Linked DNA regions of Homo sapiens: region 2 is linked to region 1. A link is a contact called in ENCODE Hi-C or POLR2A ChIA-PET data. All regions are on one chromosome and are shown on one strand. Each heading gives the region's core, a stretch centred on a gene start or an enhancer-like site at or near the end of the contact. The rest is flanking DNA. Distances are from core to core; before and after follow the strand shown. Region 1 has its middle 340 kb from the start of NR5A2. Region 2 overlaps LOC105371682 (a long non-coding RNA gene).

What was found. A loop is a pair of places that touch in the nucleus more often than their neighbours do. ChIA-PET counts read pairs that join two places held with the same protein, here RNA polymerase II (POLR2A). Pooled maps may share reads with other maps.
Region 2: a map of OCI-LY7 shows a loop between it and region 1 (4-fold over the local background). The contact joins two enhancer-like sites. A Hi-C loop is called at or near these places in 7 of 168 maps with a recorded cell type or tissue (A673, Caco-2, Calu3 and 4 more) and 7 of 50 pooled maps. POLR2A ChIA-PET finds 5 or more read pairs at or near these places in 2 of 52 experiments (OCI-LY7 and WTC11).

Annotation. Positions count from the first base shown.
Region 1 is chr1:199,682,647-199,690,420 of GRCh38, reverse strand. No RefSeq gene overlaps it. Among named protein-coding and RNA genes, the nearest start is that of NR5A2, 340 kb to the left of the region's middle. Within about 2 kb of position 4,845, at least 3 of the 41 ENCODE cell types and tissues checked have a DNase peak (open chromatin) inside an H3K27ac peak, as active enhancers do.
Region 2 is chr1:199,950,481-199,958,254 of GRCh38, reverse strand. The region is part of intron 2 of LOC105371682 (a long non-coding RNA gene); the gene reads left to right. Among named protein-coding and RNA genes, the nearest start is that of NR5A2, 73 kb to the left of the region's middle. Within about 2 kb of position 3,339, at least 2 of the 41 ENCODE cell types and tissues checked have a DNase peak (open chromatin) inside an H3K27ac peak, as active enhancers do.

The DNA.
Region 1 (7,774 bases), core at 3,596-6,095:
TTGTGGCCGCACTACAATGTTAGTAGATAATTTAAGTCATCGCTGGCCTCCGTTTATCACCAAAGCAGACTATAGAGCACTTTACTTCTGCTGGATAAATGATAAGCTTTCATATTGACCCTGCTAGCCAAAAAATGTAGGGAAAGGGAAATAAACAATGGACATCTAAAAAAATCCAGAAACAAAACAAACAACAGAAAATTCTCCGAGTGGCTCTTTCTCTGAGACTGAGAGCGTGTTTTACTCTGGGAACTCTGCCTAAGTAATCTAGGCACCTTTTGTGAAGCAGGGATCTCCTTTGTTGATGTTTCCCCCAAACTCCAAAACTTTGATTCTATTCAACTTGAGATATTTGTTTATCCTATCACGCCAGTTATTTTCCCCAAACTGCTCATTTTCACATCCTCTAAAGCTATGGTTCTCAAAATATGGTCCCTGAGCCAGTAGCAATAGCACCTGGGAACTTCTTACAAATCCAAATTCTGGAAGGCCAACGCAGACCTCCTGAATCAGAAACTGGATGTTGGGTCCAGTAATCCGGGTTTTCACAACTCTCCTGGTGACTCTGATGCCAGCTAAAGCCTGAGAACCACTGCCGCAGAGCTTTACCTAACAAGCCTTCAGGTCTGTCTACATCTTGTTGGTTTGATAGCAATGGAGTGAAATTCTCTGTGTTTGTGTCCACTATATCTAATTACAACTTATGGACACTCAGGAATCGTTAAATGACAATATGGGAAGGGGAGATGTTCACATTCATTAAATACTGTTCTAAAATTATACCCGCAGTGTAACTGAGAGAGGTATGACTGTGTGACGACACAGAGAGGTAATGCCATTAAAAGAAAGGCTCACTGCTGCTCACAGCTCCCCAGGAAATGAGAGGCAAGGCATGCAACTCAGGACCATGGAGGAGGTTCCAGTGCCAGGAAGCAGAAGTGGGAGCGAGGGGAAAGCTGAGGCTAGAGCCTTTATTGGGGTTTCTGCAGGAAAGGCAAGGCAGGGCAGGGCGAAGAGCTTAAGGTTGGCAGTTTCAATAATTCTAGGGGGCTTTGGGGCATAGAGGTGGTCTTTAGTTGCATAGATCTGTTCCCTAGAGTTATTCAGGGGTGTGGAAATATTGGCTTTATGTGTGAGAGCTAGACAAGGAAATGGTTGAGGCTGTAGACTCGGGATTGGTTGGTGCTCCCTGGAGACCCCTGTTTTGTATAAGAATTGGCTACTCCTGGGAGGTGAAGTCTCTCCCTGGCCAGCAAGCTTTCTGAGATATTAGAACATCATAAAATATAGAAAATAAAAAAAATGCTTAAAACAAGTATGTGCCAGGGATTATACTAGAATATATATATGTATAAAATCCCATTTCATGCTCACAGCAGCCCTATGCAGTTGGTTTTGTCCTACCACAAATAATAAAACTGAAGTTCAGAGAGGTCAAGTAATTTGTCTAAGCTCACACAGCTGCAAGTGGTGGAGCAGAGATTTAAGTAAGACTAGTTTGACTTTAAAAGCTCTTCCAACTTATAAAGCTATATAACAGAGTCTAGCTTTTCTCCTAGGAACTATATGAAACTCAAAGTCTGGCAATGACTGGAGAGAACTGGACTGGAAAGTTTCTCAAGCTTGATAGAGTTGAAGGGACTACAGCTGGGAGAGGGCAGCTATTAGGGGAGCCACAGCTGCCAGTCTGCATTCATATTCTACGTGGGGGAGGGATGGGACATACATACACACATTTCTCACAGCCAAGTTTAAAACAATTTAAATGAAGCAAAGTATTCAATTAGAGATGCTTGAGGAAACCAGGCACGTATCATCTATGTCAGCAGCAAAGGAGAAGAAAATATTTAGCCTTTGCAAGCTGTGACCACTTCAGCACTGTATGATGATGTTGCCTCACGGAAGAGCAAAAGAATACATCCAGTACCTTAGAGAGATTAATTTCCCCAGGAAAAAAAAAGAAAACAAAGGAAGATCCTCTGATTACATTTAAATATTTCCTTGCCAATGCTTGGGGGAATTCTGACATTCCTTCTTGCAAAGGAAAGCTTTTGTGCCTGGGAAAAAGGTGATTAGGGCACTGTGCCTGGGAGGATAGAGGCGAGGGAGGGGTGAAAGGGAGGAAGGGGTGTTTCAATAGCAGCACAGGTGCAACAGTTTGGACTGAGTGATGGCCTTACAAATGACCCTGGCACAGAGCAGAGGAAACCCAAGGAGAAGATTAATTGAATTACAGCTACAGTATGTATGTATGCATTTTATTTCTGTTCTAAAGTCTAAATGGATTGTGGGGCTGGCTAACCAGCTGGGGTAAGGTCAAAATATTGAGGAAATGAGAGGGGATATAGATGAACAATTTTCTTGATAGGGAACAAATCCTTAGCTTGTTTGCTTTTGTCTAGAACATTTTGGAGTCTGAAAAGGCTCAGTTCATAACCTCCTTTATGTAAGTGCAATCTAATTATTTTTCATGCCAGGATATGACCAGTACCTGAGGTTTTGGCTTTAAGACTATGGAAGGTAAATTGGGATAAGGAGTAGAACATTTGCTTTATAACCCAATTTCTCGCTTTCCAGGAGAGCTGATGGTAGAATTTTTTCTTTAGGACACTGAAAATATAATTTAAATTTTAAGAAAAGTTAATATCCACACACCTTTACTACAGAGGTAATGTACGCCCAGTACCTCAAATTCATCTTGCATATAGTAAGCCTTCAACCCAGGAAGACCAACCACCCTGTCCCTTGCTTTAACAACTGTTTAAGAGAAAATATGGCATATTAGAAGGACTGTTACTAAACTGGGTGACTAATGAGTGGTGTGTCATCAGACTATACAGTCTTAAATACCTCATTTTAGCCTCTCTGAGACTTGGCTTAATTGTGTCTAATAGCCCCTCCATCTGTCTTCTGGGAGTCATGCTCGCCCAGCAGTTCCTCTCTCCTTATTCTTGTCAGCCTGTGCATGGTTGCTAACGCTGTGCTGTAGTGAGATCTTGCTGGCCAGCCCCAACAGCATTCCGCCCCTCACCACTCAGCGAGGTTTATATAAACTTGCAAGGTATGTGTTTCATTGTTACTTTGATGACCCATATTCAGGGACCACAGAAAGCTCTGTATCTGCCCTGCTTATTTAACAGCTATTGTGAGGAGCCAATAAAGTAAGTGAAAACCACTTATAAAGTGTAAAGCACCGGACAAATATTCATTAAATCTTTGTACCTTTATTCCTATAGCCCTGAACACTTTGTCTTCCCTTTCAAAAAAACTTAAGTTACCTCTTATATTTTACTTCATTTAGTCTCATCAAATCCCTTTAAAGTAAAGAGCTAATTGCTTGGTTTAATAAACTTCTCCTTTCTAGTAGTCTATTAGCTAGTTTGTCCTTTATAAGTTGTGCAAAGTGACAGCAGGATTGGCTTTGAGGCCTTCCAAGGGTTTTCTACTTAAAGTCTTTCCGAGGGAGCCTAACATCAAAAGTATAAAGGAAGGAGGGAATAGCTTTTCATTTCAAAGGCATCACACTTTGATAAGGTTTTTGAGGAAATAAAAATAAAATTAATGAAAACAGTGGGCTAGAATCTGATCTCTGAGCAATGTATTTCTTAGGTTCATACAGGCTTCCAGAATTCTAAAGTAGTAACTGAATGAAGGGATTCTTTAGAACTGTCTCAGTTCATGCATCTAAGACTCCCTGGAACTATAGCTCTGCAATTTACATGGAAATCATCCTGCAATTTAGGACACATTGCTTGGGAGAATCTACATGTCTGCTCTGTACAGCATTATGTTTTATTTATACTGGTAACCATACTAGTGCTGTATTATGTAAGAATAACCCAGTGATTTTTATTTCCCATTAGAACCTTATGTGCTTTAATTCATCACTATTCTCTACTAGACTTTAAATCCTTTGACAACAGATAGCCTTTGCCTGTTTCACAGCTTCATTTCCAAGGCTCAGCACAGTGCTTGGCATAGAGTTGGCCAATAAATATTTGTTGAGAAGCTGAATTAATGCAAGGTTTTATAAAAAGGATGCATAGAAACTGGATGATACTCTGAGGACAGGTGTTGTATCTGCACATCTTAGAATTCCAAGTTCCACTTTTTTGATCTTCTCAACAAGCATGATATAGATTGTATGCTTATCTGATTCTCAGTTATGAAATCTCATCATCACAATGGTGTCAAAAGTACTGAGAGTATTATATGCTGCTCCTCATGCCTTGGAAACATCCTGTAACTATAGTTCCTTGCCTGACTGTGACTTTATCTGCAGCAGACTTTAAGTAGGGTAGGATCTCACTAAATCTCCAAATTAATATTTCTTCAAAGACGATCTCGTTTTAAGTGGGAGTGCAGGGCTAGGGAGTGGATGATGAGTTGGGATTGGAAATGAGAAATGGGAATAGAAGCAACATAAAGATAACTCTGGAAGAGAAATCCTTGACTTGCACTGGGTGTGAGAAGGGAGAAAAATGATAAACTTTTAGACCACAAAAGCAGGGATCAGGGTTGAGGAGTAATGTAATTGATAACACATATTTACATTTTTCTATCTTTAAGAACAACTAACATGTTACAACTACTCATCATAAAAAGTTTCCATTGTTTTAAGGAAAACAACATGTTGCATCATAGAATCACAAAACAGCAGAGCTGGAAAGAAAATCTGAGACCACTTAATTTGGTTCGTTAATTTTACTGTTGAAGGAACCAAGCCTTTCCTAAAGATCTTTATGAACCTTATTTCTATTTTGCCTCCCATATTTATTTGGAAATTGTGTGGAATGCTTGGGATTATGGTGACTAATGCTTGGGATTAGTCATACAGCAAGGAGTTCAAACATAGTCCACGGTGACAATTAACACTTTGAACTGGATTGAGACAATCTGATAACTGAGTAGACAGTCATTATACTGCCTTCCCAGAAACAGTAAGCACCTTATATGACACTTTTCTAAAAGAATCCTTAAGAACCTCTCCTATAAAACTCACACATTGTTTTACTGAGAAGAATACATCAGGTGTCTGAAAGAATAGAACTAATTTTTGATTTTGGTAGCAACAACCCAAGATGTCTTGTGTTCTTAAGTCAATTTCCCCAAGACTATTTTATTCTCAATATAATCAGCATTTGGGGAGGGGGTATTCTTTGAAATATTCTAAATGTTAAATATATAAGAAATATTCTGCATTGTGCTTCCCTGTTTCCATAAGCTAAATCTTTCAAGAGAACTCTCTGAAATGATACCCTATCATTCTCTCATTTAGATACCATATCAATCTAAACTGATTAGAGTCATCACAACTGCCCCCAACACAGTTGTCCTCAACTAACAATGGCACTTCGGAAAAGCCTGCATTTCATTGATGACTGAAGTCCTCACTAGTGCAAAACAGTAGCTCTTCTAGTCACAAGACTTTATTCCACATTGCATAAAATTCTAGGAGTCTCTGTGGTATGTTCATACTGAATCAGGGGTAGCTTTAATAGAATTTGTGTTTATGACCATCAGGATTAAGAATGTAAATTGATGCTAACTGCATGACTGACACCTAGTGGATATATGCCAGTGGTGCTGTTTATAACCATGCTTCCTTCCTCCCCTCAACCTGCCCTGGCAGGCATGCTATATTATGGCCCTTCAGAATATTATCCATATGGGGAAAAAAAATCACATTGGAAGAAATCATTGTCTTAAATACAGAATTATGTCATTATATATTGCTAAAATAATAGGACCAAAAACCTAGAAATACAGAATATTTACAGAGATTTGAAAGAATATACAGTAGCTTGGAGTTAAAAAAAAATAAAATAAAAATAAAAAAAGACCAGATATCAAAATTTAGTTTGTTTAGTTTGTTGGAAAGGATTGAAATACACTGACATGTAAAAGCTTGTGTAATATACAAATATCCACACAGAATTGAAATGCTTAGTATTATATCTTATCTTTGTTTTTTTGACATTAACTTACGTGCTTGAGAGATACACAGATAAAGGTTTAGTCTACTTATTCTGACATGAACTAGCACTTGTGATTGTAGTAAAAGTGTTAAAACTGCTACTATTCTGAGAATCAAATATTGATAATCAACAATTAGAATAAATTTTACATAATTTGTATGTTTCTTTTACCTACTGGGAAATTTTATTATTACTATTAAAAATAGACAAAAGGGTTGATTGTGTCAATAAGAAATTTTAAGCACAAAATGTTTTTTAAAAAGTGCATGTTTTATTGTAATTAAGGTACTGGAATTCAGATGATTATATAAATATAATGTAGATTATAGTGTCAAAATCTGAATTTTAGGAAAAAGTCTGGGCACTTTTATTCAAGAAGTTATTAGTTGTAGAGAAACAACAGATTGGACACTGTGAAAATACAGCAGTTTGTTTTGCAGATTGCCATTATTGGAGAAAGTAATTTTTAGTTGCCAATAATAAAAGATACTTTGAAATGCAGTCTCATAGATTTTTAAAAACCGTATGTTTTCTTATAGAAGTTTTCTTTAGTAGAAATTACTTTCCAGTCCATTCTTTATCTTAAAGTATGTAAAATTTCGAGCAAAAATACAGCATTGTTTTAAAGGGCATCTTCTCAGTGAGAGCAGTACAGCTGTGTAAATTGCATTGTATGGGACACTCTTGCACAGTATAACAGTGCTGCATAATAAGAAAAAGTCATGCCGCTTATCACTCAGGGCAGATGGCTTGTGCTTCTCTTTTTGAATATCAGGTAGACCTTATTCCAGATCCTTTAGATCAGTCTTTACTTTAGGAATGGTCAGAGTCAAGTTGGCCATGGTGGACATTCTGCCAGTAGGTGTAAATAAATGGCAAAAGTCAACAGAAATTTTATAAGCAATTTCACACTGGCTGGGAAGGAAAAGACTGGAAGTTTGCTAACTGTGTTTTTATATATATTTATGCATTGATACTGAGAAAAGCTTCCTTGTGATGAAGTGATTATTATAAATAAAGCTGATTGTGATTATACTTAAATTACAAGGTCCTACTCCCCATCACCACCTCTGCCCCAGCTCCCCCAAGTAAACCACTGTTCTGGTTTCTTTCGTCATGTATTAATGTTGCCTGTTTCAGAATTCCATATAAATGGAATCTGATGCTCATCTGTGTTACGTGACATGCATTAACCTTTTTATTGCCAAATAATATTCCTTTCTTCCTCAGTAAAAGAGCCACCCACCCACCGCCCCCACAATATCAACATTGTAAAACAAAGCACATGAAGTAGTTTTAGAATTGTCACAACCAGGACAACACACACACACACACACACACACACACACACACACACTCTCACATATTAAACTTACAAAAAAGATTTCAGGTCTGTTTGCAATTGTACACCCCAGAGTTGGGGTTGGGTACAATTGCAAACAGACCTGAAGTCTTTTTTGTATGTATAATGTCAAAGTACTATGAATATTTTGAATGTAAAAGTCAAAATATTGTGTTCAAAACTTCCTTAAATTAGTTTTCTCAAATGTGATTGTTATTCAATTGAAATAGAGTTCAGTTGAATTTAATTGTTTGTTTGAATTTAGTTTTAGCTTTGTCTTTTCAACAGTTGCTTTAAATATATAGAACCTTAACAGTATCATGTATTCAGCACAGGGTTGGATTTTGCTTTATGAGCCAACTTGAAAATATTTTTCTTATTAAATGAATTAAATAATTTCACATTTATTACTTCAACTGATGTATTTTCAACTTTTGTTATAATATAACTTCTG
Region 2 (7,774 bases), core at 2,090-4,589, 270 kb before region 1:
GCCTCCCAGAATGCTGGGATTACAGGTGTGAGCCACTGCACCCAGCCAGATTCTCCTATCTTTTCATTTCCCAAATGTGTTATGCTGGTTTTGCTTTGCATGCTTCTGGAAAGTATCCCTCCACTTCTTCCTACCTGTGAACTCGTATGCATCTGCAAAAGAAACAAAAAGAAACCCCAAACAGAAACGAAACAAAACTAATCCTTACAGTGAAGCCTTCCCAGATTTACTTCCGGGAAGAATTAAGTGCTTTTTTTTTTGGCCTGCTTGTTTCTTTTCTCACAGAAACTCTATTATAGCACTTCCATTATTAGACACTTATAGTATAGCATTTTCTTCTTGGTCTTCTAATTTTTAAATGTTTGTTGTCCTTTCCTTGTCCCCTTTCCAGTGGGCAGTGAATCCCCTGAAAATAGAAAGTTTTTTGGTTCTGTTATATTTGTATTATTAGAGCTAGCACAGTGCCTGACACACAGTAGGAGTTTAATAAATGCTTACAAAGATGATGCAGAAAGCATGCTCTAGAATGAGCCTGAGAATACTAATCCCTTGAGTTATGTATACCTACCATAATATTAAATTTAATTCATTTTGAAAGTAAAGTAATAACTTTGGAGAGGTTTTTAGTTTTTATGGCATCAAATAAAGGAGTTTGACGAGGTTTTCTGTGTTCCATTCATCTACCTGTGTAGATACTAGTGTCAACCATCTAGGTAGTTTCAATTTTTTTTTTTCCCTAGACAGAGTCTTGCTCTGTCTCCCAGGCTGGAGTGTGGCGGTGCGATCTCGGCTCACTGCAACTAGGTAGGTTCTATTTTTGAGAAACCAGTAATAATATAGAGAAGAAGGAGTATTTTCTCAGTCATTTGGAACTGCTATAACAAAGTTCCATAAACTGGATGTCTTATAAACAATGGAAATTTATTTCTCACACTCTGGAGCCTGGAAGTCCCAGATCAGGATGTCAGCATGGTTGGTTGTAGACTGCTGTCTTCTCATTAAATTGTCATCTGTCAGAAAGAAAGTAAGCTTGCTGGCCACTTCTTTTAAGGGCACTAATCCCATTCATGAGGGCTCCACCCTCATGACCTGATCACCTTCTAAAGGCTCCACCTTGTCCAAACACCATCACATTGGGAATTAGGTTTCAACGTACGAATTTTTGGAGGACACAAACATTCAGTCCCTAACATATAGACAATGGCCACCTATATTTGGCCTTGTCATACAACCTGCCATAGAATGCCATTCATGACAGGTGAAATACTGCTTTATTTTGCCTGTTTTCACACTATATATAAGCAGAATCATACCATATGCGTGTTTTTTTTTTTTTTTTTTTTTAAAGACAGAGTCTGGCTCTGTTGCCCAGGCTGGAGTGATCTCAGCTCACTGCAACTTCCATCTCCCAGGTTCAAGCGATTCTCCTGCCTCAGCCTCCCAAGTAGCTGGGATTACAGGCACCTGCCACCAAACCCGTCTAATTTTTGTATTTTTAGTAGAGATCGGGTTTCACCATGTTGGCCAGGCCGGTCTCAAACTCCTGACCTTAGGTGATCCGCCTGCTTCGGCCTCCCAAAGTGCTGGGATTACAGGCATGAGCCACTGTGCCCGGCCATACAATATATATTTATTTGTGACTTTTCTCATTCAATATTATGTTATTGAGGTTTATCTATAATGAAACATGCAGCTATTTTTTACTCATTTATTGTTAGTGTTTTTTAAAACCATTGAATGGTATTCCACTTTTGGATCACACCACACCCTGAAGGATCTGGGGCATATTTAGGAGATGTAACTTTTCAGGTGGATGAGTCAGGGAGGGGGAAGCGTCTAAAGGATTTTTCTGATGATTGTGGTGCTGTTGACTGAGATCAGGAGAGGATTAGTTGTCTGGGGAGGAGGATGAATTTAGGTTAAAGAAGGAGTGGTCAGCTGACTAGGAATAGACCTTAGAATGCTGGCCTGTGTTAAAGACTCAGCTGAGATTAGGGGCCCCAGTGTGGACAGAGCTGGGACTTTCTTTGGAAGAACTGCATTTGAAAGTGTGCGGTGCAGGAGTGGGACTGGGTGCGGGTTGGAGACTTGCAGCACCCTCAGCAGGCAGGTTGATGAAGGAAGCATGGAGGGCCGAGTGTAGGTTTCTTTTTATGGACCAGGCCTGGAATTGTTTGTTGTTCATAACTTTAGTCCACATTACACTGTGAGAGCTCTGCTACATGATCTTACTGAACCACGAAGGCATCACAGCTTCATTCTCAAGTTTAGGGACATTTACGGGGGATTTACACTTCCGTAATGGCCAAGGAAAATATCCCAGCCATGAGAAAGGCTTGCTTTGGAGATCAGAATAGCTGTTTGGTTGGCTTTTTGAGTTTCCTAAAAAGAAGAAAAGATCCCCTAAGACTCTGTCAACAAATATTAATACTTGCTTATCAATTCCTTACACTGGCAGTGTGACTTAAACCTAAGTACTGTCCTCCCAGCTTCAATCCAGAGAAACGTGGGAATGCCCACTCTACCATGTTCAAACTGGAATATACATGCTGAGTCTCATTCCCATTGGGAAATATACAAAGTTACTGTGACAGGACTATATTTTGAGCAATGTTGGTGATTTTTTTTTTGGAGCACAAAGCAAGCAATAAATCTGTCACCCTGAAAAAAATCAGGTTATGACCTAACGGAAGGAGCAAATTGTGACTTTAGGTAAAAAAGAGTGACCTACCAGGGAGGGTAATTTATCATGATAACAAAATTGCTGGTGCTTTCCCGGCCCACCAGGAAGAAGGGCTGCAGTAAGCAAATTCAAGAGATGCAAGTCCGAATATTTTTAACTGATCAATATTTCCAGGGTTCACAAGCAGCCAAAACACTGTCATTGTTCAGAGTGAGTACATTGCTCACCTGATTTGTAAAAGGAAAAAAAAAAACAGAGAGCTTTAATTATTCTCTTTAAAGAAACGTCATCACTCAACAACAGACATTCTTTGTAGGATGAAAATAAACATCTCCTGGGATTTAAGTGAGAATTTTTGATTTTTTTTTTTGTAGGGAAGTAGGAGATTATGTTACTTGGAAATGCTTAAGGAAGTTGATTATTGGGGTTTAATGTGCTTCACCCACTCTTATGTTGGAACTGTTCCTCCTGGAGAGAAAACCAAGCAAATAATATAGGGAATTATTAATAAAATAATTACTTAGGCAAAACTAGGGAGACAGTAGGGCTATCTTCCATTTACCCCTTCAGATCTTTATCCTTCCTACTCCATCCAGCCTGCTCAGTGCCCCCGAGACCACTTCCCAGGACTCCCCTGTCCCCTGGCTTTTGGTTGGGTTCAGTCAATGGGCGGCCCCTGCTGGAGAGCAGAGGGAAGAGGGGTTGGGGCCTTACTCCTCCATCTCCCTCCCTGTAGAGTAGCTGCAGCAGACTTTGTCTCTCTTCTGAAGGTTACAGTTCCTGTAGCGTGATCTTTTCTGCACAGTCTTTTCTCTCTCTGGATTCCAGTAACATTTCCCTTCCCTTGACCCTTTAGTGCTAGAGGTGGTAGATGTGCCACACTGTTACTACCTCAGGATACTGTACCGGCATGCTGCGTTGTCTGCTTAATCCTTGACTGACCCACAACTTGAGTTGCACTTTTTTTTTTTTTCTTTTTGAGATGGTGTCTCGCTTTGTCGTCCAGGGTGGAGTGCAGTGGCGTGATCTCGGCTCACTGCAACCTCTGCCTCCCGGGTTCAAGCGATTCTTCTGCCTCAGCTTTCTGAGTAGCTGGGACTACAGGCGCACGTCACCATGCGCAGATATTTTTTATATTTTTGGTAGAGGCGGGGTTTCACTGTATTGGCCAGGCTGGTCTCAAACTCCTGACCTTGTGATCCACTCACCTTGGCCTCCCAAAGTGCTGGGATTACAGGCGTGAGCCACCGCGCCCGGCTTGAGTAGCACTTTCTATAGACCTCAACATCATCATGGCCTTTCAGGGATTCTGAGTAACTAGGATGCTTCAATGGGCTTTCCTCTCCTTAAACAGTCATGGCAAATGATGGTCAGCCATCACATGAAAAATATAACGTTTATGTTATGTAGCTATACCTCTATTGGCTCCTCAATATTGATAGCCACATGGTACACTCAAGCTTTGGATTATTATAAAACTATAATTTTTATCTGTAGATTTAGCTGACAAGTACAAACGTGATAAACCCTATCCAGTTTTATGTCATCGTTGCTTCCTAATAAAGTTGAAGGCTAGGTAAAGCACTCAGTTTCTGGGCATTAATGCCATTATCTCTCTCAGCCACCATTGCCGTATGGCTCTACTTATTTTCACTTCAACAGCCTACACATTCAGCCTTCCTCCCAACAAACTTGGCAGGCTCATCCTATTTCTCAGAAGAGATTTAATAGCAGTGAGTTCACGTACTACGAAGACTTCATTACTTTTATTAGCTCTCCATGCTCTCTGCTTACTGGTGCACTGAGAGGTATTACTGAATAATCTATAGTTGTCAGTAATATAAATGTGCCCTAGCCTAGTACAGCTTTAATTCTACTTATTTTATTTTCTTATTAGGACATTTTGGAAGGATTTAGATAGATTTCCTTGTGTAGAGGAATTTGCTGCAGAGTAATGTTAGTTGATGTCTAACTTATGAATAAAGCAGGAACACCTAATTTTCATATGCCTGGGCACCTGATGGAATGCATTTATAATGTCAAGTAGCATGCTGATTCCTGTTGTGTTTCAGCTATGGCAAACTTTTAGAAAGAAAAGACATTATTTGCTACTCCTTTTGGTTATATTCTTGACCTTAAACAAGTTACATTCTTCATGCATCTATTTTCTCACCTATAATGTGTGTATATGTTTAATTGTATCCTGAATATCTTTCTACAAGATACTATAACCAAAACTACTGAATAGTATTTTGTAAAATATTTGGTTGCCTATTATCTGTATATTAATTGAATCATACTATTATAATAGACGTGTATAAGTACTAAAAGAACATGGAAGAGGTGACATAGATTGGAAGTAACTGAACGTAGAATGTATTTGATTTATTTGATTAAAACAAATACTGATAAAGCAGAACACCCAACATCAATTGCACATAACCTTTCATTTCTTTTCTTTTTCTTTTTTTTTTAGAGGCAGGGTATCACTTATGTTGCCCAGGCTGGTCTCAAACTCCTGGCCTCAAGTGATCCTCCCACCTTGGACTCCCAAAGTGCTGGGATTACAAGTGTGAGCTGCCTTGCCCAACCCACATAATCTTCCAATAGCCTTAGCCTTTAGTATTACTTGAATAAAGCAGAAAAGAAAGGAAATGAATATTTGTGTCAGGTACTGAACTAAGCACTTTACAAACATTGTATCATTTTGATATTTAAATTTACTTTCAATTTTTATTTCTTAACAAACCCTGATGATGAAGCCTAACATCATTCATTTAGGTATTAAACAAATCTCTCACATATTTTAAACAGAGTAGTGTGTGTGTGTATATATATATATATATATTTGATATATATGTATTTGATATATATATTTGATATATATATACATATACGATATATATATGATATATATAGTAGAGGCATATATATATTTATATATAAGTATAAATATATATATATGTGTGTGTATATATATATATATTTGAGACAGAATCTCACTCTGTTGCCCAGGCTGTAGTACAGTGGCACAGTCATGGCTCACTGCAGCCTCCACTGCCTGGGCTCAAGTGATCCTCCCATCTCAGCCTCCTGAGTTTAAGATAAAACTCATAAGCCACTCTCACATTCTGGCACAGTAGATAATTACCTTCCCTCCTTCACTCCCTAATCTTTTTTTTTTTAGACAAAGTCTCGCTCTGTCACCCAGGCTAGAGTGCAGTGGCATGATCTCGTGCTCACTGCAACCTCCACCTCCCCGGTTCAAGTGATTCCCCTGCCTCAGCCTCTCAAGTAGCTGGGATTATAGGTGGCCACCACTATGCCCGGCTAATTTTGTGTTTTTAGTAGAGATGGGGTTTCACCATGTTGGCCAGGCGGGTGATGAACTCCTGACTTCAGGTGATCCACCCACCTTGTCCTCCCAAAGTGCTGAGATTATAGGCATGAGCCACCATGCCTGGTCATTCACTCCCTAATCCTAACAAGCTCCAGTGTGTTTATCATTAAATTATCTCTCCATGGGGCGTGGTGGCTCATGCCTGTAATCCTAACACTTTGGGAGGCCGTGAGGGGGTAGATCGCTTGAGACCAGGAGTTTGAGACCAGCCTAAGCAACCCAGTGAGACCCCCATCTGTACAAAAAATAAAAATAAAAAAGTGTCTCCTCTTGAATCTATTCACTTGTCAATATCTTCACTAGCACCACACTAGACCAAATTCCTAGTGCTCTTGCCTGCACTGAGACAGAAACTCACTGCAGATGCTTGAGTCAGTCAGAAAGGTTTTACAAAATTCAGATCTGATCATATCAGCCAGCAAATCAAAGTCCTTCAAGTACCTTTCTTCTTTTTTTTTTTTTTGAGTCAGGGTTTGTCTTTGTTACCCAGGCTGGAGTCCAGTGGTGTGATCTCGGCTCACTGCAGCCTCCACCTCTCAGGCTCAAGCCATCCTCCCACCTCAGCCTCCCAAGTAGATGGTGCTACAGGTGCTCACCACCATGCCTCTCTAATTTCTGTATTTTTTGGTAGTGTCAGGGTTTTGCCATGTTGCCCAGGCTGATCTTGAACTCTTGGGCTCAAGCGATACTACTGCCTTGGCCTCCCAAAGTGCTGGAATTACTGGCGTGAGCCACTGCACCTGGCCAGGCTTGTGACTTCTGACCCCTGTTTTCCTCTTCAGCCAGTCTCATATTTGTTTTCAGCGCTTTTGTGATTTTGGCCTTATTTCAGTCCCTCAAATATATCAAACTCCCTCCTACCATTGGGCTTTTGCACATGTAGTTTCCTCTTACTGGAATGCTCTCCTGTATTTAGTCACTTGCTATATTCCAGCCTTTTTTTTTTTTTTTTGAGACGGAGTCTCTCTGTGTCACCCAGGTTGGAGGGCAGCCCAGGCTGGAGGGCAGTGGTGCGATCTTGACTCACTGCAACCTCCGCCTCCTTGGTTCAAGAGATTCTCCTGCCTCAGCCTCTTGAGTAGCTAGGATTACAGGAGCGCACCACCATGTCCGGCTAATTTTGTATTTTTAGTAGAGATGGGGTTTTACCATGCTGGCCAGGCTGGTCTCCTGACCTCAAGTAATCCACTCACCTCAGCCTCCTGAAGTGCTGGGATTACTGGCATGAGCCACGGCTCCTGTTTTTGCTTTCTATTTTACCTTCAGATACACGGTTGTGGCATGCAGAAGCTCAATAAATATTTGCTATGAATATATATGTGTGTATATATATATATATATATATATATACCCACACACATATATATACATATATACATACACACATACACACACACACACACACACACACACACACACACACACACACACACATATATGTAGGTAATAGCTATTACCAAATTCCTTTTTTTTTTTTTTTTTTGTGATGGTGTCTTGCTCTGTCACCCAGGCTGGAGTGCATTGGTGCCATCTTGGCTCACTGCAACCTCTGCCTCCCAGGTTCAAGTGATTCTCCTGCCTCAGCCTCCCAAGTAGCTAAGACCACCACCAGCTAATTTTGTATTTTTAGTAGAGATGGGGTTTCACCATGTTGGCCAGGCTGGTCTCGAACTCCTGACCTCAGGGGGTCC